Linked DNA regions of Mus musculus: region 1 is linked to region 2. Evidence: chromatin loops called from intact Hi-C (ENCODE). Cell type or tissue: heart. All regions are shown on one strand. Each heading gives the region's core, and the rest is flanking DNA. Links, peaks and the distances in the headings are about the cores only.

Region 1 (15,853 bases), core at 3,856-11,855, 800 kb after region 2:
CACTTCACATGAGTGTGACCTACAGTTCTATGGGGTTACTTGAGGGCAGTGTTGGTGCTAACTCAGGATGTCAGGTGTGGTTTGATTTCATTGCACCTCAGTCTGTCTTCTGCAAAGGTTTGACCCAGCTCACATATTAATCTCTGTGTCTGCCCACACTTAAGGTAGATACAGCTAAATAGCGTGTTAATAACTCTTAATTAGAAATAGACAGTCCCAGGCCGTGGAGGGGAAAGCACTTATGCTAGTGTTTAGTATGAGTGTAGCTGGCAAGGATGGCTGTGGCTTGTAAATACGGAATCAAAGGGAAATACAGCTGTTTACAGATAGTCAGGGGGAGAGAAAGAAACATACTAATTATTCTAGGCATTAAGTGAAAAACTTAGAAATTTGGGGCCAGTAGAACATTTGCCAGACAGACATAAGTGTGATGATGTACAGGAGAAACAGTAAGCAAAGCGTTCCGTGGAGGGATTTCGTGTCGGAGGCTTAACATGCCTTTTACAGTGTTCACCGTGAACTCTTCTTGATAAAAGAGAGAGGGTGCACTGTTGTATAATTAGCAAAGGTGACTCCTGGGGCTGGGGGTGGCCTGCAGGAGACAATCCAAGGATTCTGGTGCCGGAAGTTGCTTCAAGGGTAGGACCCAGAATAAGTGGAGATTCAAAGTCTCTTAGGTCATGCTTCATAAATATCACTTACCTCAGCTGAGCCTTTGATAGGCAGGTGCTAACCGGCTTCAATAGAGTCGAGGTTATTTGAAGCAGGCCCGGAGGGCTAACTTTGTGTGTTAAAGCTTGTTGGGCAAGGGATAGCTTTGTAGTTTCCGTGTGGCTGATAAGTTTCTGGGAACAAGTTTGGCACGGATGTAACGCTGTCACCTAGAAAGAGGCACCTGGCAGTGAGTGAGCGATGTCCCATTTGTGGAGAGATGCACTGGGCCTCCGTGTCAGCTCTCTGGAGAAGTGGTTCCCTCAGCTCTGTGCTGCAGAGATAACACCTCAAGACACCTGACCTGACCCGTGTCACTGTGTCTTACTGCCATTCTCCTATCCTAAGATCCATGACAGGAGGCAAAACCAGCTCTTCTGAGCACTTAGCTCTCTCATATGGTTTTAACCCAAGACTTAATGCTTTCAAGCTTCTTTCCTGGCGCCGTGAGGAACGCCCCGCTGGCTGTGGCTCTTCTGATCCGTTTGCCTGTCTTAGGTTCTTCCTGCTGAGAATGAACCGATGCAGATGGACACCCACAAAGGTGAATGTCCAACAGTGCAGTTTGCCGGGAGCGTTCTGTTAGGGATGGCAGCTGCTGGCTGCTCGGCAGGGCCTAGGTTGGCTCAGTGGCTTTGGCTTATGACAAACTGGTCAAAGGATGAGTGCCATCCCAGGGCTGTATCTTCTCTGAAGCTAAGATCTGAGTCACAGTCAATTTTTCAGTTTGGTTCAATTATACGGAGCTATCCATGCTGCCGGCCGATCTCTTCTCTGTTGCTTCTCAGAGATAGGAACTAGAAATTGCTTCTAAACTTGTTTCTTCCCATAAAAGAAATACATGGTTATTATTATTATATTTAAAGATCTATTTTAGTTATTTTATGTCTGTGAGTACACTGTTGCTCTCTTCAGACACACCAGAAGAGGGCCTCAGATTCCATACAGATGGTTGTGAACCACGATGTGGTTGCTGGGAATTGAAGTCAGGACCTCTGAAGGAGCAGTCGGTGCTCTTAACTGCTGAGCTATACTTCTAGACTTTATTATTATTATTATTATTATTATTATTATTATTAATTTTAAAGATAAAATGCAGTGATTTGAAAATGCCAAATTGATGGCTTTTGGTCTTTCTTATGGAAATAAAAACCATAGTGTTTCTTTTCATTTGTTTACTGAGATCTGGTCTTTATCCACAAGGTCACAGCTTCAGGAATTGGGGGAAATGGAGGAAAGGGACAGACATCCTCTGACCCCAACTTCTCATTGATGTTGATACGCTTGTGTTAACAGCATGGAGAGGTCAGCTGGCTCATTAGTAGGTAAACAGGATTTACTGGGGAGTACACTGAACGCATGTACATGGAGGACATGCCTGCCTTCACTGGCCAGGGCTTCAGGATAGCTGCCATTTCTTGGCTGCTTTTATCCAGAATTTAGGAATTGGCTCCACACATAACAGTTGCTTGATTTGGGTGTGTTCTGGCTAGTCCTCTAAATTCCTAGTTCCCTTCTCATTCCATAAATCATGGCGCTAAGTGCCTTGTGCTAATGTGTTAAAGGCCCTTGCTGCACTTAACAGTCTTGGCAGTCTCCCTGCTATCGAGTACCTAAATTTCTCTTCTCAGAGAGACCTCCCACGACTCCAAGTCACAGACCCTCCCATTTTTGACTTATACCTTTTGTTTCCTGGCACTCTAGGGCTTGTAGTTCATTGTTTGTTGTTCCATTGGACTCTAGTCACTTTGTTCACGATGGTTTCTTTAACTCCTATTTAATGCTGGGCATGTACTTGGTTCCCAGTATATTTGAATGGATGGATGGATGGTGGATGGACGGACGGATGGATGGATGGTGGATAGATGGATGTTGGATGGATGGATGTATGTTCGATGGATGGATGGATGGATGGATTGATGGTGGATGGATGGATGGATGGATGGATGGATGGATGGTGGATAGATGGATGTTGGATGGATGGATGTATGTTCGATGGATGGATGGATGGATGGATGGTGGATGGATGGATGGATGGATGGATGGTGGATGGATGGTGGATGGACAGATGACTGAATGAACAAGCAAGTCAATTATGAGAATGGGGAAACATTATTCCTCCCAGTTGAAGAATCCTTGGTTTGAATTGGGACCTGTTGCTTCTTGCCTCTGACTTCAGGGGATATTTTCTTTTTGGCAATCGGTGAGTCCAGGTGTGCCCTGTGTATAATTTAGTCAGGTTCTTTAGGATCTGCTAGGACAGTTCCACATAATTTGACTTAATGTGCTTCTCCCCTGGGGATTTGCCCCAGATGAAGTGGTTTTATTAGGGCTCGCCTGAAAGACACACAAAATAAAACTAATGATTGAATTTCATGACAAACGACCGGAGTGGGCGGCATGCAATTTCCCTTCCTTAAGGGGCTGGCCTTTGTAATAAGGACTTCAGCCTTTATTTGCCAGGTAATTACTGTCGCTGGCAACTGAAGTTATAAAGAAGAATAAGTACATATTTAGCAATTCATGACTCAGTGAGGAGGCATGCTTAACTTCACAGGACCTGATTTCTCAAACAGCATCAGACGAAAGCAGGAAGCTTTGAAAGGGGTCACAGTACCCCCTCTCCCTCCCTCCCTCTCCCTCCACACAGATTTCAATACTTCCGTTGTGTACTTTTTTGTGTTATATCTTGCTGTTGGTTTTTGTTCACTGTGACTTGCAGTTCCCCCACCCTCTTTCCAAACATGACATTTTTCAGAGGAGAACACAAATCTTTCACCTGATAAGCCTTTCAGGAGAGCTCCGCTTCCTACCCATTGCTGCCTGCCAGAATCATCTGAGGTGGATCTGCAGTGTGCTGCGCAGACTGTGCCTCATCCCAGTTCAGGCAGAAACCTGCCCCAAGCTGCAGCCCATCCTGCTCAGCCCACTGGGATTTTTGGTTTTGTTTGGTTTGTTTGTTTGTTTTGCTGGGACCTTCAGGTGGTGACCGGTAGAAAAGTGGCCATTCCCACCAAAAGTCTCTTGAGTTAGGGACCCTGAGAAGGTCGAGAGAGGCGAGGTGTGAGATATAGACTATCTTGTGTGGGATGTAAAATGACGCACATTTTAAAGATGAGTGTTTTGCTTTCCCAAGTGGAAAGGAACTTTTCTACACATGCTCCTTACATTAGTATCCAGGAAAGAGCACTGGGCTGACTTTTGCTTTATTTACAATAAATCGAGTAGTGTAGGAATCTGTTCTGACTATCGAGTAAGAACATTTACACAGTAAACATGCCAGCCCCACTCCTGTGAACAGCAGTTAGTGATGCCAGCTTTGTGTGTACCTTGCTCCTTGGCTCAGATGTACTCAGGCATGGCTGAGCTCACCCATAGGAATGGTGGGCTTAGAGAATTCAGTTTGGGTTTTGTTTTTGTACTCTTTAACTCTTCTCAGAAAAATTTGACCGAGATGTCCCTTATCTACCCCAAAATACACTTTTTATGTCAGTAACGGCAGTTGTGGCCTACGCTTGTAACTAGTTTTTGTTGCTGTTGTTTTGTGTGCGTTGGCATTGGGCTTTCCTGTGTATCTGTGTGATGGTTTTGGGACTCCTGGAGCTGGAGCTACAGACAGCGGTGGAGCCTCCATGTGGGTGCTGGGAATTGAACCCAGGTCCTCTGGAAGAGCTCTAACCACTGAGCCATCTCTCCAGCCTCTGTAAATAAGTTGTAATGACTGCAAAAAATGTAACATGTTTTCTACTCGGGGTGCCACATGATGTAGCTAACGTGTCTAAAGGAGAGTCATATATTGGGAACTGTTGCATAGCTTTAAGAAGCAGTAGGAACACGCATGTAGACATTTATAAGGACGTTTGGTAGAGAAGATCAAAGTACACATCACAAGTCAGTTCTGGTGTATCTCAGTGTTGCTAGAGAAGGTGAGCTTGGGCTGGGTATAACGTAGCCCAGTACTTGCGTTTGACTCGTTTGGATGTCAAGGGAAGACATATTTTTCTTTGAGTGATAAATACAAATTAACAACCTCCAACCTTAATCCTCAGTGGGACCTAGATTGTTTGAAGTTTTGTTTGTTTGCTTTTTCCTTTGGGGGGGGGGGTGTTGTTTATTTGTTTGAGACTGGTTCTCATGTATCTCTGGCTGGTATCAAATTCGAAAAAAAAATATATCTTTTAGGCTTACAATTTTCAAATTTCGAAATGTTGGCAGATGCTACTGGGCACCTTTTAAAAAGCCATTGAGGAGTAAGCATAGGCTTGCCCGCATCTGTAGGCTCCCTGGGTCTGTCCTCCTGTGGAGCTATCTGCCTAAGTGCCCAGCTGGCATTGAGTCAGTCTGCACGGCTCTTGCCAACATGAGCATCATAATTTACCTCGAAGGATGGTTGGCTGTTAGCAGTTGGAGGATAGAAAAGAAAGACCAGAATAACTCCATATCAAATAACTATACTCAACAAAGGAAGGAAGGAAGGAAGGAAGGAAGGAAGGAAGGAAGGAAGGAAGGAAGGAAGGAGAAAGAGTGGTTGACTGGGAAGTCACTACTTTGCTTTAAAGAGTGTTTTAGAGGCAAGTGGTCGACATTTACCTATAATATATGAAATACCTTTGTAACCTATGCCTCCTAAGAGTCATGAGTATAGCACGGTGCAGTCATCAATGAGGTGGCATCTGGTGGTAGCATTGTGGCGAGAGCTGCCCTGAGAGAGAATGCCAGTGAACATCAGTACTGACCCGTGCACGGGAGGGAATGGACGTGAGTCAAGAGAGGTCAGATGACAAGAGTGAATACCCAATTCCACTGTAGATGGGAAAGATCAGGAAGGTGGACTAGACAGTGATGGTGCATTCTTGTCACGTAGCTGCTGTGCACTTGGCAAAACAGGGCTGGAAATTATAGGCATGGAGAAGCCCCGTAGGTGACTGTAAAATCATGGGAAGACGATGATCCACCTTGAGATAGTGAACAGAGACAGTTTCACTAGAGCACGCTTAGTTGTATGTAGTACTCATTATGCTGGACCACCTCTAGAGCTAATCTGAAGTTTCTGAGGTGTTTTTGAGGCCCAGCCTGAATTATATCTTCACAAGCAACCTGAGAGAACCTAGGTTATTGAAACCTAGGTGTTTAGCTGCTAGAGCTCAGAGCATTTGAAGACAGGGTGTCTGAGGCCTCACAGTGCTGGAGAAGAAGCAGGGCAAGAATACCATCCTCCCTTCACTTCCTAGCAGACGTACCGGAAGAACGTCCAGCAGATGATGCAGTGTCTGATCCGAAAACTCGCCGCCCTCAGCCAGTATGAGGAAGTCCTGGCCAAACTCAGCTCCACAGCCACGGACCGGCTCACGGTTCTGAAGACCAAGCCCCAGTCCATACAGCGGGACATCATGACCGTCTGCAGCGACCCTTACACATTGGCCCAGCAGCTGACCCACATCGAGCTGGTGAGGCGCTATCTGCTTTGCCCTTTGCAGCCACAGCTAGTTTGCTTTGGCAACCAGACTGTTGGCTGATAGTAAATCTCGGGAGAGAGGTCAGAATCACTCAAAAGGGGAAACATCCACAAAGCAGCCAGAGCGTGATTTGTGTGGGCATCTGAATATGGATGCCGATATCCCGAGAATTTACTCGTAAACACACCCTAAACAAGACGGGAAGCAGAGTCTACTGAATCTCTTGGTCTTTTTTCTGCCTCTAATTAGTTTCCTGTTATTGGCTTATTATTTCCTTCATTCTTCAACTGTCTTAGGAAACATTGACCTAAGGAGAGCATTGCCCCTCTTCACAACTTGAAGCTGATGAAAGTATTCAGGGTTAAAAGCCCATTTTATAACCTGGTCTGAGAAACGCGGGGTAGCATCAAAATTAATAGAGGGGAGTTGGCATCTGTTTTCTTCCCCTTTCTTTAATATTTTCTGCTTTTGTCCCAGGAGAGACTCAATTACATTGGCCCAGAAGAGTTTGTTCAGGCATTTGTGCAGAAGGATCCTTTGGACAACGATAAGGTAATCAGGACCGAGTTGTTTGTTTTCGTGTTTTCATTAGCTGTTTTGTGATTCATCGGGGTTTGTCTTGGGTTGGGTCTATACAATAGTGCCTATACAATAGTTCTACTCCATCATTTCCTCCTTATTGGGGAATTTAATAAGCCCTTCCTGGCCAGCAGACACAGTGTTGGTGAGAGAAGACGATAAGAACCTAATGGTTTTAGCAGATTAAAGCCAGAAAGAAAATCTAAGAGAACGGTCTGCCCGCAGTTCAGCAGCAGGAGCAGAGAGGCAGGATGTGCACCAAGCCTGCCTCTCTGGCCCTGAAAAGCTCCAGGTGGTCTGGCCCCTTTCTGGAAGTGAATCTGCATACATGTAAAGACCATGGTACTGGACATACACTATACATTTCATGAACACATGAACACATTTGCCCCATTCTAGAGTGACCTCTAGAAGCACTTTGAGTTGTTAGGCTATCTGCAGCTGCTATATCTACTGGTGAAGTCTCTCTGGGAGACAAGCCAACAGCTGTTTCCCGCCTTGGTCCAGCTTCTCTCAGTATGGGAAGTGAGGACTGGGTTTTTCAATAGGAGGCTAGTGGAATGTTTTGTTTGTGTCTTCTGAAAGGAAGGAAAGAGGATTAATGAACCTCCCCAAGCTTGGCCTTGAACTCCACGCTAAGATGAACAGTGTGGCATTCACCCTACTCAAGAGCATCATGGTGTAGATTTCCATTTATCTTCGGGTAAATGGTGCTCCAAAATTCTGTATTCCCTCCCCTTGCTGTGTTGATAGCAATTGGTATGAGCAGCCCAAGGCTGTTGGAGAATGAAACCCCCTGCCAACTGCATTTCTGTTGCTGTGATAAAATACCCTGATAATAAAGAACTCCGGGAGAAAGAGCTTGTTTGGCTCACAGTTCCAGATTCTAGGCCACCATAGAGGGGAAGTCAAGGTCGGAACCCAAGTAGCTAGTCACATCCCGGCCAAGAGCAGAGTGAAACATGCCAGGGTTTAAGGGGGAATTGTATGCCCTGCTTTACTCTTAGGGTGAGGGGCGTGCAACCTTTTGGCTTTCTTATGTAGCTCACTCTAAAAATGGCAAGTTCCTCAGAAATAAAACTTTAGCCTTTAAAGAGGGGAAAGGAACAGAGAGAAACAAGTACAGCCAGGCCTGTTCACACATGAGCTTCTGTGCTGTGCTGTTCAGCATCCCCTGCCCAGAAGAAATGGTGCTGCTGCCCTCAGGGGCTGGGCCTTCCTACATCCATTAACAGTCAAGGCAGTCTCGCACAGACTCGCTCTTCCCACGGGATTCTAGCTTGTCCAGTAGCTTGTCACGGAGACTATCAAGTGGACAGTTAAAAGTAACCAGCAGACCCTTCTTTGGAAGTGAGGGTCTGAGGGCACAGGCCTCCCAGGATAACATCATTTCAGAGAAACTTCAGTTCTTGGGAGGGAAGGAAGGACACGTTTGGGAGCGCATCCATGCGCATTCACAGGCTTATCTGTCCACGTTGCTTCCACTGTAGAGTTGCTACAGCGAACGGAAGAAAACACGGAACTTGGAGGCGTACGTAGAATGGTTTAATCGTCTAAGCTACTTGGTTGCTACAGAAATCTGCATGGTGAGACAACACATTGTTTTTTCCTCAGATCCAGTTTTCCTGCTTTATCTTCTATCTGTTGGGCCTGTGTGCTGGGTTCCTGTCTGCTCACGCTCGTTTTTCTTACAGCCTGTGAAGAAGAAGCACCGAGCGAGGATGATCGAGTATTTCATCGATGTGGCTCGAGAGTGTTTCAACATTGGAAACTTCAATTCTTTGATGGCAATCATCTGTGAGTATTCGTGTGTGTGTGTGTGTGTGTGTGTGTGTGTATAAACACTAGTTTTATGGGGCTTGGAAATTGTATCCACTGAAAATCTGCCTTTCCTGAAAACTCTACTCTCTTTAATCCAGAGTTATTATGAAACGTTCAGAATGCTTTATGGACCTAAACTAGTGCCAAGTACATACAGTCTTTCCTTAAAGGACATTCATTGAATGTCTTTAGTTCATCTATGCTCAGTTAAATATCCATCTGTAAAAGCTGAGAACTGAAACACTTGTCTAAATACAAGGTTTCTAGAGGTATTTGGGCAGCATGTATGTCAAGCGTTATGGAAATGGCCTGACCTGAGATGAAATCTCGCCATCTCGTCAGCAGTAGCCTGAGGATGGCGGAAGAAACCAAGCGCTTCACTCTTGACCGTGCCTCTGAGACAACATCAGCTTATGACTGCAGTCTTGCTTCCAGGTCCCTCCAGAGGATCATGGGGGCTTTAATGACTGCAGAGGATCATGGGGGCTGTAATGAAAGACACTGTGTTCCTTTCTACTGATTTTATTAGCACAGATAAAAGCAAATCTTTGTGGCTCCATCTTAATACTCAGTGGCCATTTACACACCTACAGGCACTCAGGAAATATTTGTGTAAAAGGTAGAGTTGGGTCACTTTGAAGCTAGAGAATCTCCTCAACTTAGTTTATTAATATTTATACTGATAAATCTCTTCACTATACCCCCTTTTTTTCTATTTTGTCTTCTATCATCTGCCTTTCTTTTCCCCCATTGAAATGTTGACTATGTTTGACTCCATAGAAATAGTGGATAGAGCGGGCATCTAAGCACAGGGGTCCTCGGGGATAGAGGATGACTTAGTTTTCTTCATCTGCCAATTAGAAAGTGCCAGGGCAAATCATAGTATGGAAGAAGATATTAACATATAGCCAACAAAGAGCTTGTATCCATGACGCATACAGAACCATACAATTGCACTGGATAACTAACCAGGGGATTGTAAGTGCATAAAGGATCATCAGAAATGCAAAGGACCATCTCATATAGCAAAATAACTTAATCAAAACTAGTTGCAGCAAATATTGTCCGGGATAAAGGGGTACGTGGAATGTGTTATACAGGAAGAGAGGGAGTTTGAATAGTTTTATGGCTTTAGCAACTGGCATTTCTTATAAAGCTAATCAAAAACCTACCCTGTAATCTAGATGTTCCAATGCCAATGTATTTGCGCCATAACAAGTGAGCACGCCTACAGAAAGATTTGTGCTAGAATTATTAATGAGGCTTTATCCCTAATAGCCCCAGCTTGGAAAGAGCCCAAATGCCTGTTTGCAAGTAAATGACTGAACAAATCGTGGCGCAGTCATACAATAAATGCTCTGGAGCAGTAAAGATGAATCACTGAAACATAGCTAAGCTGGATGAGTTTCACAATCGTCGTGCTGAGCCTTTACCAGGTCAGGCACGACAAGGCATGTGCAGTGGAATCCCACTCATGTAAGGCCTAGGATAGACAAGGTCAACTAATGTCTGGTGATAGGTGACCCTTGACCACTGTTGCCATTTCTGGAGGAGGTGGAAACTGACCAGAAGTGGGTCAAAAGGAGCTTTCTGGGTGATGGAAAGTTCTGTTATAACTTGACTGGAATGGAGACGTATGACCTTGTACACCTATCAAATTCATCTCATTGGACATTTAAGATCTGTGTCTGTGCCTTGCCTCAATTAGAAATCTCTTAAACTTACTAAACTTAGAAATATTGGTGGCAGGAGATGAATACATGTACTCATTTAGGTCCACGTAGACTCCTTTTCCACTGCAGTGTGGTACCAAGTAGCTATAGGATATAGGTTTTCACTGGGACAGGCATCATGGGACAGGTATGGGCTATGGAGCCATATTGGTATGATCTCTGCTACTGGGGCAGCTAGACAACATTGGGAAAATTCCCCAGCCTAGAACTTAGCTTATTCTTGAAGGAATGTATAGTGGGTATGTGAGGAACTTTATGGAAACTATGCATGACAGGTTAGGTGACAGGAAACAGGTCAGCAAATAACCTGGAGCCCAGTCACCAACTGTTCCATTTTGTTTTCTAATGGCCAATGAGCTAGAGTTCTAATATTTTGAAGTGATTGAAAGTAATTAAAAAAAAGAATTTCCAATATGAATATAATATAAAGTCAAACTTTAGCATCTTGTCAGGTCCAGTGTCTTCTATCTTTTCTCCTAACACATGAGGGATTGAAACAGGAGGAGCTAAAATTCCAGTCTTAGTTCTGGAGAAAAGCCCAGACCAGTCTGAACTACATGAGGCCCTGCCTCAGAAAACCCTCACCATATAAACTTCAGCATCTATAAGTAAAGTGTTGAAGGACTGCAGTCATGACCATGTGTTTGTGTAGTTACCCTGGCTGCTCACATGCTACAACATGGCATAGTCTAGGTCCTCCAGTATGACCTACATTCCCCAAGAAATGTGCTTAGCCTGTTCACAGCTGTGCTGTGCTGCTTCTGAGCTGAGGAGAAGCTAGCAAAGAAATGTAAAATCAGAGGCTGTTACTACCGTTGGAGGACTCAGTTGCCGATGCTTGGTTATGTATGCATTATGGGAGTACAAGCTACAATGACTTCTTACGTCTCTGTTTTCCATTCTCTTCCCCTCATGCCCCTCTTAAACGGGAAGCTGGTATGAATATGAGCCCGGTCTCGAGACTTAAGAAAACCTGGGCCAAAGTGAAGACTGCAAAGTTTGACATTCTTGAGGTATGTGAAAGGGATGACTCGGTGTTGAGTGGATAGAGCATGCCTGTGGTACCTGCACTCAGGAGGCTGAGTGTTAGGGCAGCCTGGGGTGGATAGCAAGGGACCTGGATGATGGGATTCAGCTGTATGATGCTGCTTCTCCATCAGAGAGTACCATCAAAGGAAAAGGCTTTCAGACCCGGAGGTAGGAAAGGTACGCAGACTGGAGAGGGCAAGATAAAGTTGGTTTGGAGCTGGTCGTTTTACAGAGGGTTTGGAGTAATTGATGGGAGAAATGCTGCCTTCTGAGTCACGCAATTTTATATACCAAAATAGAACTGGGGTCCTGGACCGTAGAGAAAGGTCTACTTCCCAGTTTGTCTTTTGTACTGCTATACAGTGTCTTTATCTCCTTAGAATATTCATTCACCACTCTTTGAGCAAAGTTTGTTAACCCAAACAGCTACTCCCATATAACTCTTAGGTTATACGTTTCTGTGTGTGTATGTGTGTGTGTGTGTGATATGACTCTGTGTGTGGTGTGTGTATCTCTGTCTCTGTCTCTCTCTGTGTCTCTGTCTCTGTCTCTCTCTCTCTCTCTCTCTCTCTGTGTGTGTGTGTGTGTGTGTGTGTGTGTTTGGATAGTGTTTACTTTCCTGTTACCTTGGTGTATTAATGTTGACCATCTCAAGTCATTGGAAATAATAAACATTCTTTCACCCAAATTAGTTGCCTAAAGTGGAAATTACCATCAAGTATATATCCTTTTATTTGAACTCTCTAGTAAACTTCTTTTTTAAAACAAACAAACAAACAAACATGGCATGTTTTCGTGGTTTATGAATGATTGATTAGAACTGCGGAAAGCAAGTTCTCTTCAGCTGTTACCTGTGACCTGGCCCACTGACCATCAAGTAGAACCAGAAACTTTTCTAATGCCAGGGTTTGGATCTCTCGCACTGATTTTAATAGTTCTGATCTCAACAATGAGCTTAAACGAACAGGTTTGATTTAGGTTTGACATCATCAAAGTTCAAATAAGCCTCTAAAAATAAACCAAACCTCAGGAAGGAAAACACTTGTGTTGATGTTGTTGTTGTTGCTGCTGCTGCTGTTGGTGTTGGTATATGTGAGTGTGTGTGTGTGTGATGGATAAATCATACCTCTAACGAATTCCCTGACTTGCTGTGACTTTGTATGCATCGGCATGATCTGGGAAGTTGAGAGCTGAATGGTTAATGATGTTCTCTCTCCACAGCATCAGATGGATCCATCCAGCAATTTCTACAACTACAGAACGGCTCTCCGAGGGGCAGCGCAAAGGTCCCTGACTGCTCACAGTAGCAGAGAGAAGGTGAGCTGCGGGAAGCGTTGCTTATTATAGACTTGTCCGGATGTAAACTACTACCCGGCCTTGCATTTACCTGCTCAGACCTAAGAGACGCGCACTTACCTTATCCCTCGGGAGGAGTAGGCCATGAGGAAGAGGAGCTTGGACAATGGACAAAGAGAACTGGCGAGGGGTAGCACTGTGTATTTGTACATGATATGATTTGTATTATTCCGTTTCTGATGTGTTCTGTAGTGCGTGTTGGTTGGACTTCAGGCAGTGAGTTAAGTCATGTGATAAGGTGACTAATAGCATTAGAGAGTAATTTGGTTTAATGGGAAAAAGACATTTAAGTTCTGCATAAGGTGGTTCCCTTAATGTAACCTTTCTTTCAAAAGAATTAGCTTACCTCCCACAGTCAAGCCGTTTATTCTCAGAAAGTAGGTTAGTTGCTATGGCATTAGGCCTGCTGTGACTAATTGGATATGTAGGTGGCTCAAAAAATACAGGGGCAGTATCTAAAAAAAATTAATGATCCTGTCCTCTCTTCCCCCTCTCGTTGTACCACAAGTTCTGGACTCTGAGAAACATTTCTGTCTCAGTTTCTCTCAGAGGAAGGACAGATTGTCTGTCACGGAGTTTGAGAAGTAAATGTTCAGTTATGACAACAGTTAATGCTGCCTTTTTTCTTTTGAAGAGGTATTCATTTTTACTTTACGTGCACTGGCGGTTTGCCTGCGTGTATGTCTGTGTGAGGTGTCAGATCCTTGGAACAGGAGTTATAGACCGTTGTGAGCTGCCATGTGGGTGCTGGGAATTGAACCGGGGCCCTCTGGAAGAGCAGACAGTCCTTTTCACTGCTGAGCCATTTCTACAACCACTAATGCTGATTTCTTAGTGGTGGCTATCAACTTTTAAATTCTGCCCCCGTGTTAAATGGTATTTTCAACCAGCTTGAAAAAAACGGGAGGAAAATATTCCCTGACTTCTAAGTCATTTCCCCACAGAATCATCAGGACTAATGAGCTAAGGCAAAAACTCCTTTTAAAGATCTGACATTTCTACCACCACAACACAATTTCCGGCTCCGGTGACATCCGAGAAACATTGTAAATGCATTAACTTTGACTTTTAACTGGGGAAACCTCCGGATGGATGCGAGGCAGTGTGCTTGCTTTTATATTTTGCTGAAAAGAGCCAATCTGAAGTGGGTTACGCTTCCTAGTGATCATGGAGGGAGGACCCCGACACCCTGAGCTGGGGGTGCAGGGAAGCTGTGAGACCACCCCACATCTCCCTATGGTGGACACCAGACACCACATGGCCCTTGGTGAGGGAGGGAGGCAGTATGGAGTCCTGTCTGTCAGAGGGCTCTGACAGCAGCCACCAAGAGAAGCCACTGTCACTTGTGCAACTTTAACAGCTGTCCCCAGAAAGGAAAACAAACAATTATTTACACCTATGCCACTTAGACATTTCATCTTGCTTTATTTGTAAGAGGGCGTTCTATATAAATTTATAGGCTGTGCCTGCAGTTGATGGAACAACTGTAATTACAACCATCTGAAGAAGTTAACCGTTCCTTTCTCATAATTGGCCTCAAAAGATAAGAAATAAAAACATGTCTGGCCAGACCTCTCCTGTTATTTTAAAAAATGAGATTATTTTCCTCATTTCGAGCTGAGGGAGTACTTTCTTTATTCCAAAGTAACTGCCCATTTTACAGTCTCCCTGGCAGTGCCTTTCAAATAATGGTCTTTGATCCTTTCCGAATCTCAAGTTTATGTGGTCAGAGCAGTGCATTTCCAGGTACCTATTATGGTGCAAATCAAATCTGTCTTCCGTGCAGGAGCCCTTAAGTGCTTTCTAAATAGTCTGCTCCCTGTGGGTACTCGGAGACTCTGTTCTTAACCATGCGTCTCTCACATGGTTACTTGGTTTCCAGTCCCTTCCCGATCCTATTTGTGTTTCTGCAAACATGGTCCTCCTCATTAGCATTGATTTCTAGACGTGGAACTGACGATGCCTTAAAGAAAGAAGGCTGATCCTGAATTAGCAGCAGTTCACGCTTACAGTACTGGGGGTTGATCCTGGAGCTTTTATACCTACCAGACAAGCTCTCTAGCATTCATCTCTAAGATATCCCAGCTGCCATTTCACCGGTTTGCACTGGTTTGTTTTTAAAGAAGAATTCACCACGTAGCCCAGGCAGGCCTTTAGTAGCTAGGATTATCAAGCCTAAAATGAAGTCAGAATATATATTATTCTGTCTGCATGTACGCCTGGATGTCAGAACAGGGCATCGGATCCCATTACAGATGGTTGTGAGTCACCATGTGGGTGCTGGGAATTGAACTCAGGACCTCTGGAAGAGCAGTCAGTGCTCTTAACTGCCGAGCCATTTGTCCAGCCCCAGCGTTCAGAATATTTTTAAAGGGGAAATTTGTGTTGTAGCTCAGTTGGTGGAGTCCTTGCCTAGGTTGCACAAAAAGAGTGGAGTTCAGTCCCCAGCTTTCCACAGAACCACATGAGGCAGTACATGCCCGAAATCCCAGCACTCAGGAGGATTAGAGATGTCTAAGGTTATCCTTGACTACATAGTGATTTTGAGGGCCAGCCAGGAGGAATACATGATTCAACATGATAGTATATATATATATATATATGGTTATAGAATATATGGCTATATAATATAGCTTATATATAGTTATATAATATATATGTATACATATTAGTTTATATATGGCTGTAGAATATATATGTATATATACACATAGTTTTTATATGGCTATATTATATATATAGTATATGTTGCTACTTAGTTTTCCCACTAATGATAGTGGCAAGACCTAAGAGAAACAAGACATAATCCCTTTACTTACCTCACAAAACCCTTGAGTTCTTATATTCTGCACCGTTCAGTTCCTTGTGTAAAACTGATGGGCACTCTCAGGAGCGATTAAGGGGTTAAAGTCTGAGATTCTCTTCTTGTCATAAGCATGAGAAATAGAGCAGCCAAGTGCCCCACATTAGGCTGGCTGTGTTTCTGTGTTCCTGGAAGAATGACTCAGTAGTCGAGCATCTTGTAGGGACACTGAATACAAAACTCCCAGAAGGAATCCTTCTGCCTCCCACGATTTAATGGCCATGGCAAGAACACAGGCTTAAGTCTACAAGACAGTAAATGAGGCCCATAGCCCAGCCCTGGGACTGGGACAGCACAGAGCCTCT
Region 2 (15,853 bases), core at 5,013-13,012:
CTAACTCAGAAAACAAGACAAAAGAGCTGGTAAGTAAAAACCAGTTTAGGGTGTTGCCTGTAATCCCAGAGAAGCAACAGAGAGATACAGCAAGAGAAATTACCACTGCCCAAACCAGGTTTGCGGAATCACACAGCCAGGACTGTTGACATTGGGTAAACATATAAATACATCTAAGTAATATAAACAAGAAAAAAAAAAGCAAACTGTCTGCCAGTGCAGAGGCTCAGTTCCCCAATCAGAGTCTCTTACAGGGTAAGTGGCTCAGCGGGAGGCCTAAATTGCATGGCCCCACCCAAGTCTCCACATAGCTTCTCTGTCTGACTCTTAGGAGGAAAGCAGAGGGGTGTCTCAACCTTAAATAATTGGCTGCATTTGACTACTTAAGAAATGGAAAATGAGGCTGGGCGTGGTGGCTCACGCCTTTATCCCAGCACTAAAGAGAGACTGAGGCAGGCCCAATCTCTTTTGAGTCTGAGGCCAGCCTGGTGTACATACAGAGCTCAAGGAGAGCCAGGACCACACAGAGACCCTGTCTCAAAACAAAGAAAAAATAAAAAATAAATAAGTAAAAGGAAAGGAAAATAAGTCTTTACAAAGATTACTGACAAATCAAGAGGCCCTTTCAAGGTCAATTTTGACAATGCTTCGCTTTCTCAGTCCACGCTAACCACAGAATATGCAGCAGCCGGCAGTCCCTGTGGTCATCTTACATGGGAAGCTGACTGTCACCTCTGAGCTTGGGGAAAATGCTCTCACTTGACTATTCATTCTGGTCCAAGGGTACTGTCATCAAACAGCAATACAAAGTACGGGTTTTTTACCATATACTTTTATGGTATTTCATAGTGATTAAAAGTATTCCCATAGCAACCGTTCTCAGTCAGCACATACAGTGAGCAAGCAGAACAGACTGGATAAAGGTCAAGAGCACTTGCTGCTCTGGCAGTGGGCCCAGCAGTTCCATTCATGGCGTCCTCTTCTGGCATCCCTACATGGCGCCTTCTTCTGGCATCCATAAGCGCTGCATGCCTATGTGTGTACATACTCAATACACAGAAATAAATGCATTCTATTAAAAATTTTTTAGAGATGGAATAAAATATCCTTTTAAGATTTATTTATTATGTATACAGTGTTCTGCCTGAACAAATGCCTGCAGGCCAGAAGATGGCACCAGATCTCATTACAGATGGCTGTGAGGCACCATGTGGTTGCTGGGATTTGAACTCAGGACCTCTGGAAGAACAGCTAGTCAGCACTCTTAACCTCTGAGCCATCTCTCCAGCCCTGATAAAATACTTTTACAAATGTTAAGTTCAATAGCAGAAATAATAAGAGAGTGTTTTGTGTGTGTGTGTGTGTGTGTGTGTTTTAAGAGAGGACCTCATGTAGCCCAGGCTAGCCTCAAATTTGCTCTGTAGCCCATGATGACCGTGATGACCTTCGACAAAACACTTGGCATTTGCTGGGGACGGAACCTGGAACCTCAGGTATGCTAGCAAAGCCACATCCCCAGCCAAGAGTAAGGGGTTTTGATCATGACAAATTAGGTTCAATCTCAGGCATTTCACACAACTTTTTGGACCGTATTAAATCCATAGTGCATACATCGTCACAGGTTTTGAAGACAGGCTCAACACCTCACAAGTAAACAGCACCCAATGCTTCTGTCTGCCATTCTGGGAAATAAGATCATCTTCAAGTTCACACACCTACTTGACTAATAATAATGCTCAGAGTATTACTCTCAGCTCCGTGCTGAAAGCTGGAGAAGGGCGGGTCTCTGTCATTCTCCTCAAAGAGTTCAAGGATCCTTCAGACACCCTCCTGAGGACTCACAAAGTCCATGTTCCCAGGCGTGCAGCGGCGGCCTTGAGAAGTCGGGCTGGAAAGCTAAACTTGTTCAGACAGCAGCTCCCAAGCATGTCTCATGGACTCTCTGTTCAATTCCCACAAACACCCACAGAACTCGAATTCTTCTGAATGGAACTCATTCTTCCGACCATACTTTTATTTTGACAAATTCATGTGTATGTGTAACAGCAAAATAAAAACATTCTAAGACAGGACCAAGAAACTCATTTATATGTACTTACTTTTCAACTTTATGTTCTGTGGTTTTTGAGACAGCGTCTCTGTAGCCCCAGATGTCCTGGAACTCACTACGTAGACCAGGCTGGCCTCAACTTTACAGAGCTCCACCTGCTCCTGCCTTCTAGTGCTGGGATTAAAAGCTTGTCACATGCTCAGTCCTTAACTTTTTAGCAAGATTTTTAAATTTTTATTTTATACATACTTTGTCTGCACATATATGTCTATGTACTACTTGCGTGCCTGATGCCTATGGAAACCGAAACAGTGCATCTGATCCCCTGGAACTTCAGTTACAGACTGTTGTAAGCCACCATGTGGGTGCTGGGGATTGAACCTGGTACTCTGGAAAAGCCCCCAGTGCTAGTAACTGCTGAGCCACACCTCCAGGTCCTGTATTTACTTATTGTTGAGATAAGTGTGTTGCCCTAGCTGACTTCAACCCTCCTGCCCCAGCTTCCTGGGCAGCACCATGCTTGATTGCTAAAAGCTATCCTTTAAGGGAGATTCCCAAATCATTATTTTGTAGCTAGCCTTGAATGTGTATATAATCTGGTATCAATCTAAGTCACTAGAGCATTTTTATTACAAGGTCCCATGGTGGCGCATGCCTTTAATCCCAGCACTCAGGAGGCAGAAGCAGGCGGATTTCTGAGTCTGGTCTACAGAGTGAGTTCCAGGACAGCCAAGGCTACACAGAGAAACCCTGTCTCGAAAAACAAAACAAAACAACAAAAAAAAGAAGTGGCTCACAGGCATCTGAGGGAAGAGACATTACAGTTTCCATGCTGACTTATATGAGCTTATCTTATTTAACAAATCAACTTTCCAAAAATGGTACATATTTAAGGCCATATCCTGACCGCGGCTGTCATTTAGGTCCCGTGCCCTGCGGACAGCAGACAGAGAGAGAATAGAGCTGGTGACCTACAATCACCTCCCCCCATCACCACACACAAAGCAGTTAATTATGTAACAAGAACAACAAAGTGGACACAATTATCAGCATTTAGGCAGTCTTGAATTTTTCCACTGGTCTCTACTGTAATTAAAATCTTGGCAAAATGGCCAACTAGACTTTTCCAGAACCTTTGCTATGTATCTAAAACACCATAATTCTTATTTAGGAAGAAAGAGAGAAAGAAAGAAAGAAAGAAAGAAAGAAAGAAAGAAAGAAAGAAAGATAGATTGATTTGCCGGATTTGTGGCACATGGGAGTTCGAGGCCAGCCTGAATTATAGAGGTTATTTAAGAGCCTGTCTTAAATAAAATAGCTGTTATATTTGGAGACCTAAAGTTGTGTACAAACATTATGACCTACATCTAGAAAAATCAGACAATTGTAACAAGTAAACAATCAAAATAGACCTTAAAGCAGGCTGCAGTTTACTGGACGATGGGTTTTCCAACTCCCCCCCCTCCATACTACCCTCAACTATTCTATCATAAATATCAGTGCATAAATTGACTACATGGAAGAAAGTCAAGTCCTAAGCCTGTGAAACTGTGTTAACCCGACAGATACTCAAAAGCTTCAAGATACCATGGCTTTCTAAGAAAAATGAATGGAATTTTAGGTGTGTTCTTATAGTCTCAAAACCAGCGCAAGTGAGATGGTGCGAAAATCAATTGCTATTGCCCAAGATACCAGAGCCACTAGAAATCCTTTCACTTTAGTCTTTGCATTGGGAAGGCCTAAACCTCAAGGACCACTAAGTCAAGGCCACCACCTCTGCGGGCCGCAACCTTCAGCACATGGGGGACGCTCATCCACCGGGCGACACACCTACCTGCCAGGCCGTGGGAGCTCCAATCACCCCAACTCCTCCCAGCTGACCTGCCCCTCCCCAAGCCGTTGCTGAGACCATCTCCACTTCTTCCTATCCTTCTCCACCTAACCGAAAGCAAGGACAGGGGAGAAGATGGTGGCGCGAGGAAAAGCACCCCCGCAAACCGCCGCAGCTTCTCTTCCCCATTCCAGAGACATAAAGCCACACCGCCTCTCCTGAGCCTCCCAGGCAAAATCTCCAACACTTAAAATTTCCCTTTCAGATGCTTTTAGGCACAAGTAACTTCCCCGCTCCCTTCCGCCCCTCACCTTCACGAAAGCAATCGGGGTTGTGGTACCTTCGATATCTAACAGGATTACGGTGACTTCGGCGGGCACGGAAACCACGACCATTTCCCTGCCGGATGCTACCACGGGCTCGGCCTTGGTTAAGGAGGGCAACACCGCCTGCGCGTCTTGAGCTCCCGAGGGCCCAGCAACAACCGAGGCGCTGGCGACAGCGAACGACCAGGGGCTCAGAGACAGAGCTGGGACCCGCAGTTGCAGAGGAAGCCGCCTAGGGTACTACACCCGACGAGCAGGCGAGCCGCGCAGGCCCGGACCACGTGGGCAGCCGGAGGGGCGGGGCTCCGGGATTCAAAGGGGGGGGGTGGAGGAAACAAGGAGCGCGTGCCTATTGGCCGCCGGCGAGCCGCGAACCCGTCGGTCAAAATAGGCCTCGCGTGGGCGGGAACAAAGAAGCGAGCACCCAAGCCTGGAGCCTGGAGCCCGAGCGCGGGCACCAGCCCTCCGCAGCCTGCTGGAGCCTGCGCGGGAGGCCCGGGGCTCGTGCAGACGGGAGTCCCTTGAGTGGCGCGCCCGGGACGTGAGTGCCCCTTGTCTTCCCCGGCACCTGACCCCTTCCCCGCCCACCGCGTGCACCTTGGCACAGCTTCAGTCATCCGAGCAGGCCCCGCCCTCCGCCGCGGCCTCAGCCAGCCTCGGAGAACGAACGCACGGAACCCGGGCTGCAGAGAGAGATCCTGCAGCCACGGCCCCTGAGCCGACACCGCCCCGAGGCGACGGCGGAAAAGCCGTCCCCGCCAGGACGGAGGCGGTCATCGCGCACAGGCTTTCTGCTCGGCTGGTTGCAGCCGGCGCGAGGACAAAACACGCGTGCGCCGGGAGGGCGGGCGAGCGAGCGGGCGGACGGGCGCGCTGCAGCTTCAGCAAGCGGCGCGGGGTGCACGCCGCCCTTTTGCCGGAGTGGCCGCCGCTGCAGCAGCAGCAGCAGCTCTGCACTAGGGGACTGAGGGCGCAGCAAGGGACTGAGCCGAACTGGACGCGCGACGCCAACGGCTCTCAAGGCAAGAGGGACTGTGGCCCTGCCACGGCGCCGCTCGCGATTCCCGGTCCCGCACGGCTGACTCTCCCCGCGGCGCGACCTCGCTCCTCATCCGGAGCGCGGCGATGGAGGTCCCGCCCCGGCTCTCCCATGTGCCGCCGCCATTGTTCCCCTCCGCTCCCGCTACTTTAGCCTCCCGCGGCCTCTCCCATTGGCGGCCACGGGCTCCCCGGCAGCTCGCCCCGCTCCTCCCTTCGCTCGCTTCCAGCGCCTCCCGCCAGGGGGCGCGCCGGAGCCCGCGCCACGTCACCGCCCAGCAGCCCTCCCGATTGGCGGGCGGGGCGGCTATAAAGGGAGGGCGCAGGCGGCGGCCGGATCTCTTCCGCCGCCATTTTAAATCTAGCTCCATACAACGCTCCGCCGCCGCTGCCGCCGGGACCCGGACTGCGCGCCAGCACCCCCTCGCCGACGGCTCCGCCACCATGGAGGACATGAATGAGTACAGCAACATAGAGGAGTTCGCAGAGGGATCCAAGATCAACGCGAGCAAGAACCAGCAGGATGACGGGTACCGCACGCTCCGCTCCTCCCCTCCCCCAGAGCCCCGCGCGCGCCCTTCGTCCCTCCGGAGCCGCGCGCGCTGCCCCCAGTCTTTCCCCGAGTCGATTCTCCGCGTGCCCGCTGGACCCCAGTAGCCTTCCCCACTAGTGGAAAGTAAGATGGGGTGACTCGAGAGGCCCGCCGCGGGTGGGGGAAGGGAGGAGGGGTTGGGGAAGGAGAGAGGCGCCGTCGGTGTCCCGAGTGCGCAGGCGCCGCGTGGGGCCCGGGAGGGGGGAGGGGCCGGGTTCTGTGCGCCACTTGCTGCAGCTGCTGCTGCCGCTGCCGCCTCTTCATTGTGTGTGTTGGCCGCTCGCGAATTTTCCTGGGTTAGGTTTGGGAAACTTTTGGTTGGGGCACCAGTAGACGACTGGCACTAAAAGTTTCCTAGGTAGCAAAGTTGGCTTTAAGGCTGTGGGCAAGAGTCTACGTAAGTTGCGGGGGAATCGGTGTAAAAGTTGTGCTCTGCAATCCAAAGCAAGCAGGGCAGGACATCTACCAGATTCTAATGGCTTTTTTTTTTTTTCTAAGTTTTGAGTTCGCGTGGTACAAAGCAACGTGCCAGCTGGCTTGAACAAGTGGTTAAGATTTTTGTGGTCTAATGTTAGTGTTTGTAGTCAAAACAGATTGCGTCTGGAGAGTAAGTTGCCCTGTATTTAATCACTAAGTTACTGTTAAGCTTATTTTTCTTAAATAACTTTATTTCTAGTAAAATGTTTATTGGAGGCTTGAGCTGGGATACAAGCAAGAAAGATCTGACTGAATATTTGTCTCGATTTGGGGAAGTGGTAGACTGCACAATTAAAACAGACCCAGTCACGGGAAGATCAAGAGGATTTGGATTTGTGCTTTTCAAAGATGCTGCTAGTGTGGATAAGGTAGGGCTGTGTTTTGCATTGAGTCTACTGCGTTGCTTGCAAGTTGCTCTAGGCTTTTAAGTCCAAACTGCCTTGTCTTCCAGGTTTTGGAACTGAAAGAACACAAACTGGATGGCAAATTGATAGACCCCAAAAGGGCCAAAGCTTTAAAGGGGAAAGAACCCCCTAAAAAGGTCTTTGTGGGTGGATTGAGCCCAGATACTTCAGAAGAACAAATTAAAGAATATTTTGGAGCCTTTGGAGAGGTGGGCTGTGTTTGTGTATGTATGTGTGTCTGTGCTCGTGTTTGGTCAAGTCTGGGGGGGTTCATTAATATTTCACCGGATGGGACTGAATTCTCTTGCTTCGTCTTCACTGCTGCTTTCTATGTTGTAGTGGAAACCAGTATCTAATCTTACTTAGCCAAAGCCCCAAAGGTGTAAAGTGTTTCACCAATTGGTGGCCTCTGGGGTGTAAGGTACTATAAAAAGATAAAACACAACTTTTTAGAACATGGTGGTCAGTAGATGTGTCTGGTGTTTGTGAAGAGCCTGTGGCATTATATAATCTTTATTAACTGGTGGGTTTGTTTGTTTTGTCTGTGCACCTGATTTCAGATAGAAAATATTGAGCTTCCCATGGATACAAAAACAAATGAAAGAAGAGGATTCTGTTTTATCACATACACAGACGAAGAGCCAGTAAAGAAACTGTTAGAAAGCAGATACCATCAAATAGGTTCTGGGAAGGTAAATCCCTTAACAACTTAGAGGATTGTGTGTGTGAAGTCAGTGTGAAGAGAAACTTGTTCTATGTTCAGAACTTGGAACATCTGCAAATTTTCTGTTTATTTACAGTGCGAAATCAAAGTTGCGCAACCCAAAGAGGTGTACAGGCAGCAGCAGCAACAACAGAAAGGAGGCAGAGGGGCTGCAGCCGGCGGAAGAGGAGGTGCTAGGGGGCGTGGAAGAGGTGAGACCTCCTTGGGCGAGTGAGCGGTACACTGAAGCAGTGAGCTGCTAGGGACCTGACCTGTAGGGAAACACAGCTAGAGTGAAACTAAAGAGCTGACTTGGGGGGGGGGGGTTGAAGCCACAGTGTAGGGGACAGGAATGGATCAGCTTGTGGTAGGATTGGGACAGTCCCAAGTTGTTTCCTAACCTTCGTTGTGCATTGTTTCAGGTCAGGGCCAAAACTGGAACCAAGGATTTAATAACTATTATGATCAAGGATATGGAAATTATAATAGTGCCTATGGTGGTGATCAGAACTATAGTGGCTATGGCGGCTATGATTATACTGGGTATAACTATGGGAACTATGGATATGGACAGGGATATGCAGACTACAGCGGTAAGAACACTTAACTCAATTGTGAAGTACTTTCCCATTCTGAACTTGTGTGTATGGGCTTACTGTTGAGATGTTTGGAGTAGTCATGTTGTATAGTCATAGGAAAGTAAGACGGTGGTTATTTTAAAATATAATTAACAGCTATTGGCTATTACTGACTGTTAAGATGGCTTGATGTTTTGATGTTCAGCATGCATAGTTTCTTATAGGGTAGATTTTTTTTTCTGTTTAGAAAAACGGTTTTCTTAGGAAACTTTGTTAGTGAAACTCATATCCTTTCCACAGGTCAGCAGAGCACTTACGGCAAGGCGTCCCGAGGGGGCGGCAATCACCAGAACAATTACCAGCCCTACTAAAGGAGGACGCTGGGAGAGCAGGTGTGTGAGATGCAGGAAAGCATTGCACTGGCTAATTTAACTTAAAGATCAATAGACAAATGAAAAACACGAGTAAATGATATGTTGTGTAGTCCTTGCTAAAGTGTTACTGTTTAATTGCTTTATGAGCCTGTTTTGCCTAAAGTGTCTATAGATCTTTAACTTTAAAGTTTTACCTCACCTTTTTTAGAACTACAGAAAAACTTAAGAGTTTTTCTGTTTGCTTTGTGTACCAGGAGGTGTAGAGGAGTAATTAAACTTTTTTAGAAGTGTTAACAGGTAAAGTACTGAAATGGGTACAACTTAAGGAAAAGAAGAATGTTGTCTTCTAACTCTGACATTATACCTTGTTTGTACCCGCCAGCGGGAACTTCATTGCAGGCCGTGTGTCACCCTGACCACGTCTATCTCTGGGGGTCGCACGTTGCGGGCAGAGCGCAAGGCATACACCAGAAAACGCTGTCCTGTGGTATGGTCTCTTCCAACTTCATGTACCAGCGTAAAGATTAAAGTGGAAAACTTCAGACTTTGGCTTCTTTTTTAATCTTTTTGGAGATTAAGTGTCTAAACTTAACTTAAATGGTTTTTTACAGGAGTTAAAGTGCATAAATGCCTTTTTACAGCTTAATCATTTTGGTCTTCTGTTTAGTGTTGTATTTCAATTGTGGAGCCTCATTTTAAGTGTTCATTCTTTAAGATTTAATGCTTGCTTTTTCTTTTTATAGCTAATAGTGAAATCTACAAACCAAAACAAGAACTTTTAAATCTGGGATATAAGTTAAAGATCATATGCACAAAGTAATTGGCTACCGTGTTACCATTATAAACCTACCTGGAATTTGTGTTGGTAGCATCCAGTTGGCTTACTAGGGATGCTTCTGTTCTGGTTGGCCCTCACTTGCTAGATGCAGATCAGGGAAGATTGCATTCCCGTGTTCTAAATTCAGTCCATCCTGTGTCATTTGGAACTCGAGTGAGTTTCAGTGCCCAAACTGTACTTTGCTGATGAACATGCGTGTGATCTTTAATTGAAGTGAGGACTTAAGCAGTCCATGAAAGTGGACCTTTGCACACTTGTGGGGCTGCACACATCTAATGGGTGTTTCGTTTTTGTTTTAGGAGGTGTAAAGAAACCATCTTACAGGACGACATTGAAGATTGCTTGATCTTCTGTTGACCTAAGATGATTATTTTGTAAAAGACTTTGTAGTGTACATGACACAATTGTGTCCAACTGTATATAGCTGCCAATTAGTTCCTCTGTTTTACTTTGTCCTTTGCTACCTGTGTTATGATGACTCAATGTGGATTTGTGTTCATACAAATTTTTATTTGTGTGGTTTCATGTTAAACCTCAAATAAATGCTTCCTTATGTGATTGTTTTCCTGCGTCAGGTACTGCATAGTTCTGTGGAAATGTAATTTTATAAAGAAGCAATAATCAAGACAGACGCAGCTTATTTTGTAGGGGGTATTGGTCCACAGGAAGAAACTGGTTGTAGTATCCCCTGGTTTCTGTGGGTGTTACTGTGCTTACAGTCTAATGCTTAATTTCTCTGTTGATAACTTCTACACCTTTTGAATAATGTTTCCTCCCTGGGTATCTGGAGACTGACACTAGTCTGTTGTGATTGGTGACACTTCCTATCACATGGTGTGCTTTCAGATTATGGTTCTAAGGAAAGCACCTTGGTGTGCTAGGGCTGTACCTCACTGGCAAGTGTCCTTTGCCTGAGCACAAGTGATGCTCTTGTTTCTATCTCATCACCTTAGAAACGGACCTGTTGGCTACCACAAAGCTTTTTAATTGGCTACCTTTGCTCTGTGCTTATCTAACAAACCATGTGTAATTCACAGATGACTTTAAAGAGAGTCCATGGTTTGTCTGTTAGAGGTAAATGCAGGGGGGAAACTGGTGGCCAGGGTTTCATCCATTCTATCTGCAATTATCCACTAAGGTCAGTGCAGTGGGCTGAGGTTTTAGGAAAATTAGCAGTAGTGAATCCATCCCACCATAGTACACAAGCTAAATAGATTTAAGCAGTTTGCTATGCAGGCAGAGGAAGGGAGTTGTGGAAAGTCACATGGTGTATCTTTTGGTGCATTAAAAACTTAAAAGATTTAAGTAATAAAGGCTTTGAGCTTTTCCATAAATGTTTGGCTTAGAGGTCTCTCCACGGTTCCACAAAAGCTTCTGGGTTGGGGTACATGTTTAGAGTACTTGGTCTTAGACCAGTGTAAGCTTTTTATACTGATATCTTTTTTAAATGCCTACAACTTTGTTCCAATGATATTTGTACTTGCTAGGCTGTCAAGTTACCATGCCTTGGCCTCATTTTCTTCTGGCCAGGTACCATTGTTGGCTATTAAAAAGAACTGTTTCAACTTGCAACCAGAGAATAGGAGGTCATTTCACATACTGTTAGTAGGTATAGTATCCAAGAAAGAAATACAATTAGGTGACAAGTTGGCATTGAAGATTGTCATTTCCCCTGATCAAAATGAATAAAGTCTTTTTAAAATAAAATCTCAGTTAAGTCTTGCTATGTATGACTTTAAGAAAATACAAAGATTTGAGAATTGAAGGGTGAGAATGTACTTGGTCATTGAGAGATCTTGAACTTAGGAAATTTCTTTAGTGTTGATGAACCCACAGAAATGTGAACTCGCCAAGGCTGAGTAGTGTGAACATTGCTTAGTTGGATGAATAGACATTAAGGTCAGTGTCCATTCCTAAATATTTATTTTGACAATATCTTGGCCACTTTTTAAAGATGAGGCTCATGTCATTGTTGGGCTACTAACGTGAGTAACCAGAACCTTTTCCTGTTCAATGTGTGTTGTTCATTAGTTCTGACAGGGAACCTTTAATAACATTTCATGCTATCATAATCAGGACTTGTTTTCATTGTGAACTAAATGGACATTAATTCAATTTACAAGTATACCTCAAGGGCTGGGTGAATATTTCACATTCAAGACATTTTAGGGAGCTGGGTTGGTAGTGTGTAAATAACCCTAGGTTGGACAGGGTGGAGTCAGGTACATCCTTCACCCATTACCTCCCATCCTAACTGCATTGATAGCTTCAAGTTCAATTGAGATATCTGGTCTCAGACAAGTTGGACAGGCTGGTAAGAGGCTCTGCCCATAAAGGCACCGGTTCCTGCAATGACCTGGAGGCTCTTCAGAAGATGGAAAGCTAACTCCATACCTGCTATACTGCGTGCTTACCAAAGAGCAATCAAGGAAATGACCCAAAGTCGGTGCACATTCACCATTTGGAAGGCAACACCAGATGCCTGCATATGTACATAACCATATGGAATCACCAGTGTGAAGCAGTGTTGACAAGTGGAAAGGCCCTCTTGGACTTTGGCCTACTAGCTGTCACCTGTAACCTTGACCTTGAGAACAATGCAACCATCTGAGGATGTGTCCCTGTAAAAATAGGGATCACTTCAAATTGGTTGGGTTTTTTTCCTTCAAGTCTGTTTTAGTATTTAATTTTATAAAAAGTAAGGATCCACCTTGTCTTCCCACTGAAAACTAAAATGTGGTCTGGGATTTAGAGGGATGCTGAACTGAGACTTGAGCCTCTGGCTTTCCATTAGGACTCTAGAGTGCACAGTTGAACAGAGCTGGCTGTCAAGTGCTGTGCCTGCTGTGCAAAGCAGTCAGTGAGTTACCACACATAAAAATTGCAAGAGCTTGCTTTCTCAAAGACCAATACCCATCTAGAAATGGGGGACCTGAGAAATGGCTTGGTGGTTAAGAGCAAGTACTGCACTCACAAAGGACCTGAATTCAGCCCACACAACTCCAGAGTTCCAGTGGCTCTGGCCTCCTTGGGGACAATACCAGAGTGCTCGCGCACACACAGAGCAGGTGTCTGTGCTAGTGAACTCTGATTAAATGACAATAATGGTAGACTTACCAACAGTCCTTGACAAACTTCATTGCATGGTCTGCAAGTTGGGGCAGCTGCTGGTTTATAAGCACTACCCTAACTACAGGTTTTTTATAAATACCTGAGACCCAGATTTCTGGATGAAGAATTTGCTGCTTGAGAGTTGTTTGGATTTGGGACTGGTCAGTGTTCTTTAATACTCCTGGGTAGGATCTCTTCAGGAAAGAATTGGTTACAATGGATCCATTTCTCAGGTTGAATACTCAGGATATCAGCAGCTGCCATTGTCCCTATGAAAGATATGTCCTTGATACTGATTCTGATTGTCCTTGGACTATGAGGTAGGTAGCTTGTATGTGTGTATACATGCCAGGAAAAATTTAAATGTGTGTTTGTATGTTGTTTTGCCTGGATGTATGTCTGTACACCACCTGTGTTTGGTGCTCATGGAAGCCAGAAGAGGATGTCCGATTCCCCTGGAATTAAAGTTAAAGCAATTGTAAGCTTCCTTGTAGGACCAGGGAACTGAACCCAGGTCCTCTGCAGTAGCAAGTGCTTTCAGCTGTCTGTCAGCCATCTCTCCACAACCCCAAATTTTTGAGACCTCAGGGTCTAACCAGACTAACCTTGAACTTGTAGCCCCTGCTTCAGTCTCTTGACTACTTGAAATCCAGGTTATGGTTTTGGGGGCTTTTGGTTGGTTGGTTACTTGAGGGTTTTTATAAACTTAGTGAAGGAAGTTTGAGTGATTTCCAGATTTTTTTTTCATCACCAGAACGCTTTGTTTTCTCTCCCCATACTTTAGAATTTGTTGAGTCCAATTTCCACATGTAGCTTGTGATGAATTTGTATTCCTCCTGCCTCAAGTCTCCTTAATGCTAGTTTACGGGTATGTAAGACGCTCTTGGCTGCCTTGTTAAGTGTGTCTGTTTGTGTGTGTGTGTGTAACTTTAATAGCACTGACATTTCTAGTATAGGTAGGGAGCTGTCATAGCTGAGGCGGTGGGCATCATGCCAATTAAAATCAAATAGTTATCATCAGCCGTACAGATGTTTCTATGATCTCTGCCACACTTACTAGAATACTGAAAATGAGACCAGGAAATTACTTTTTTGGTTTTTCAAGACAGGGTTTCTCTGTATAACCCTGGCAGTCCTGGAGCTCACTCTGTAGACCAGGCTGGCCTTGAACTCAGAAATCCACCTGCCTCTGCCTCCCAAGTGCTGGGATTAAAGACACGCGCCACCACGCCCGGCTAGAAAATTACATTCTTAATAAGACTTGAGCAGCACAATCCCACATCACTATGGGTACAGACAGAGAGGGATGCTCAGGACAGCATCCCTGCTGTGCTCTGGGAAAGGGAGAACTTTAAAGCACTAGACCTTGAGCATCCTTAGGAAGTATTAAAAGTTAGTCTTTAAATGGCTTTGGAAATAAAGGACTCCCTCCCCCCCCCCAAATTTTACCTAATGTACATTTATTTTTCAGTAGTTAATGTGTCTTAGAGTCCATCAAAGGTGTGACCATACTGACCCAGTTCTTTCCTTGCTTAATTAATTATAAAAATTGCGTTAATTAAAATTATTTAATTGCTGTTTGCCTGGTGTTTCAGGGCACCAAGATAACAGACATTAGCAAAAAGGGTTTCCCTCTTATTCAAGACTGATAAATTCAAATGTTTCAGAGCTGGAGAGATGGCTCAGTGGTTAAGAGCACTGGCTGTTCTCCCTAGGACCAGAGTTTGAATCCCAGTACCCATAGGAGTAACTCACAATCATCTGTGACTCTAGTTCCTGAGGCTCCATTGCTCTCTTCTGTCCTCTGCAGACACTGCATGCACGTGTGGCTTAGACAGGCATGCAGCCAAATCACTCATGTAAACACAAAGTAAAAATAAGTCTCAATTTTTTTGAGACCATGTAGTATACTTGGATGGAGGCCAAGTGTAATTCCCAGCATCTCATATCAGGCAGCTCACAGCTGTGCGTGCCTCCAGTTCCCGGGAAGCTGAGACCCTGTTCTGTGCTTCCCCCCACACACAGCCATCGCAGCCACGAGCCTTCCACTCACACACACAATTAGCTCGGCTTGGTGACACACAGCTTTAACCCCAGCACTCAGGAGACAAAGGCAGGTGGAACTCTATTAATGCAAGGCCAACCTGAGCTATCTATGAAGTGGCAGGCCATGCTGAGCTACATAGTGAAGCCCTGTCTCAAAAAAAATATAAATAGATAAAAATAAAACTTGAAATTCAAACGATTCATTCCAGTTCCCTGTTGGAGATGGGATTATTGAGGTTTTTTGGTTTGGTTTTTCAAGACTTGGTTTCTCTGTGTAGCCCTGGCTGTCCTGAAACTTACTCTGTAGACCAGGCTGGCCTCAACCTCAGAGATTCATCTGCCTCTGCCTCTTGAGTGCTGAAATTAAAGGCCTGTGCCACCCCCACCCAGCCAGGACTGTTGTTTTAATATGCTGGGCCTCCAGAAAGGATTTCATGACAGATTTTTCCAGTGATGTAGCTACTTATCCTTTTGGCTAAGAGTGTAGATTTTTCAAATGACACACAACCAATGTGGGATTAGCAGGCTAGCATTTTTAAATTTTTGTATTATTTGTTTTTGAGGGTGTGTTATGTGTATGTATGTGAAAGCCAGGAGTTGCTTACTACTCCAGCTTTTTACATTGGTGCTGAAGACCCAAATTTGGGTCCTCATACTTTTGGTGCAAGAATTTCACTGGTTGATACATGTCTGCAGCCTCCAGGTTACTACGATAAAATTACCCAAATCTTTTTTGTTTTTTCTTCTCTAAGACATAAATATTGACCACTTGATGAAATCATTCTCTGCCTTAAAGATATCAGAGAGGAAACTTCTAGCTTTGTTTAAAACAACCTGCTAGAGACTCAACCAGAAAACATAGTCATTTCTGACAGTTTCTGGAAAGTATATGAGCTGGTAGTATATCTCAGTAAGAACAATGGTCTAGGCTTGAGACTTGGTAGGGTGATTGCCTAGCATAGATGGAGCCCTGGGTTCAATTCCCGATGTCCCATAGATCGTGTGGTAGGTGTACATGGCTATCATTCAGCACTGCAGGAAGTTGGAGCAGGAGACCAGAAGTTCAAGTTCAACCTGAGCTACAATGTGGGATACACTGGAGCCTGTCTATAATGAGAGCCATGTACACTGACACTTACGTGAGAAGTCTACTGCCACGAGTTGTCCTTTCCTCAGAAATAGCCCAGAATTCACTCCTATTTTTGTTCAGAACTACATATTCACATACATTAGAATTGCCCAATGTATACTCTGAAGAGTATATATATATATATATATATATATATATATATATATATATATTTGTACACACATACATATGTCTTCGTATCATTAGATATTTTTGATTTTTCAAGAGGATGAATATACATGATTCTGTTTCTAGAACCTGTGGTCTAGGTAATGCAACCCTTTTTGCAAACAGAATGAGAGAATTAAAAAAAAAAAAAATACAAAAAACTGAAAGCACTGGAGAACTAACTGGGA

What was found. A loop is a pair of places that touch in the nucleus more often than their neighbours do. Peaks named below come from ENCODE experiments on the same cell type or tissue, not always from the same donor. Only the 100,000 strongest peaks of a DNase experiment are listed, where the experiment ranks them.
Region 1: a loop joins it to region 2, with 2.8 times the contacts of the local background. A loop is called at or near these places in 3 of 42 quality-filtered maps.

What each region holds. Positions count from the first base shown.
Region 1 is chr5:99,224,781-99,240,633 of GRCm38, reverse strand. It overlaps Rasgef1b (RasGEF domain family, member 1B), which reads left to right. Exons shown (of 14, transcript NM_181318.4): 5 at 5,946-6,158; 6 at 6,645-6,719; 7 at 8,237-8,332; 8 at 8,441-8,543; 9 at 11,234-11,313; 10 at 12,551-12,646. Among named protein-coding and RNA genes, the nearest start is that of Rasgef1b, 20 kb to the left of the region's middle. In heart, for the core only: no CTCF peak of the experiment used is centred there; DNase peaks (open chromatin) are centred at 6,033 and 7,233.
Region 2 is chr5:100,028,642-100,044,494 of GRCm38, reverse strand. Hnrnpdl (heterogeneous nuclear ribonucleoprotein D-like) reads left to right here and starts at 5,273. Exons shown (of 8, transcript NM_016690.4): 1 at 5,273-5,775; 2 at 6,514-6,682; 3 at 6,766-6,927; 4 at 7,279-7,410; 5 at 7,519-7,633; 6 at 7,844-8,014; 7 at 8,300-8,391; 8 at 9,511-10,918. The coding sequence starts at 5,333. The coding sequence ends at 8,370. It overlaps Enoph1 (enolase-phosphatase 1), which reads right to left and starts at 4,501. Exons shown (of 6, transcript NM_026421.3): 1 at 4,193-4,501. The coding sequence starts at 4,276. In heart, for the core only: CTCF peaks have their summits at 8,332 and 12,144; DNase peaks (open chromatin) are centred at 5,514 and 5,864; H3K4me3 peaks cover 3,182 bases; H3K27ac peaks cover 1,926 bases.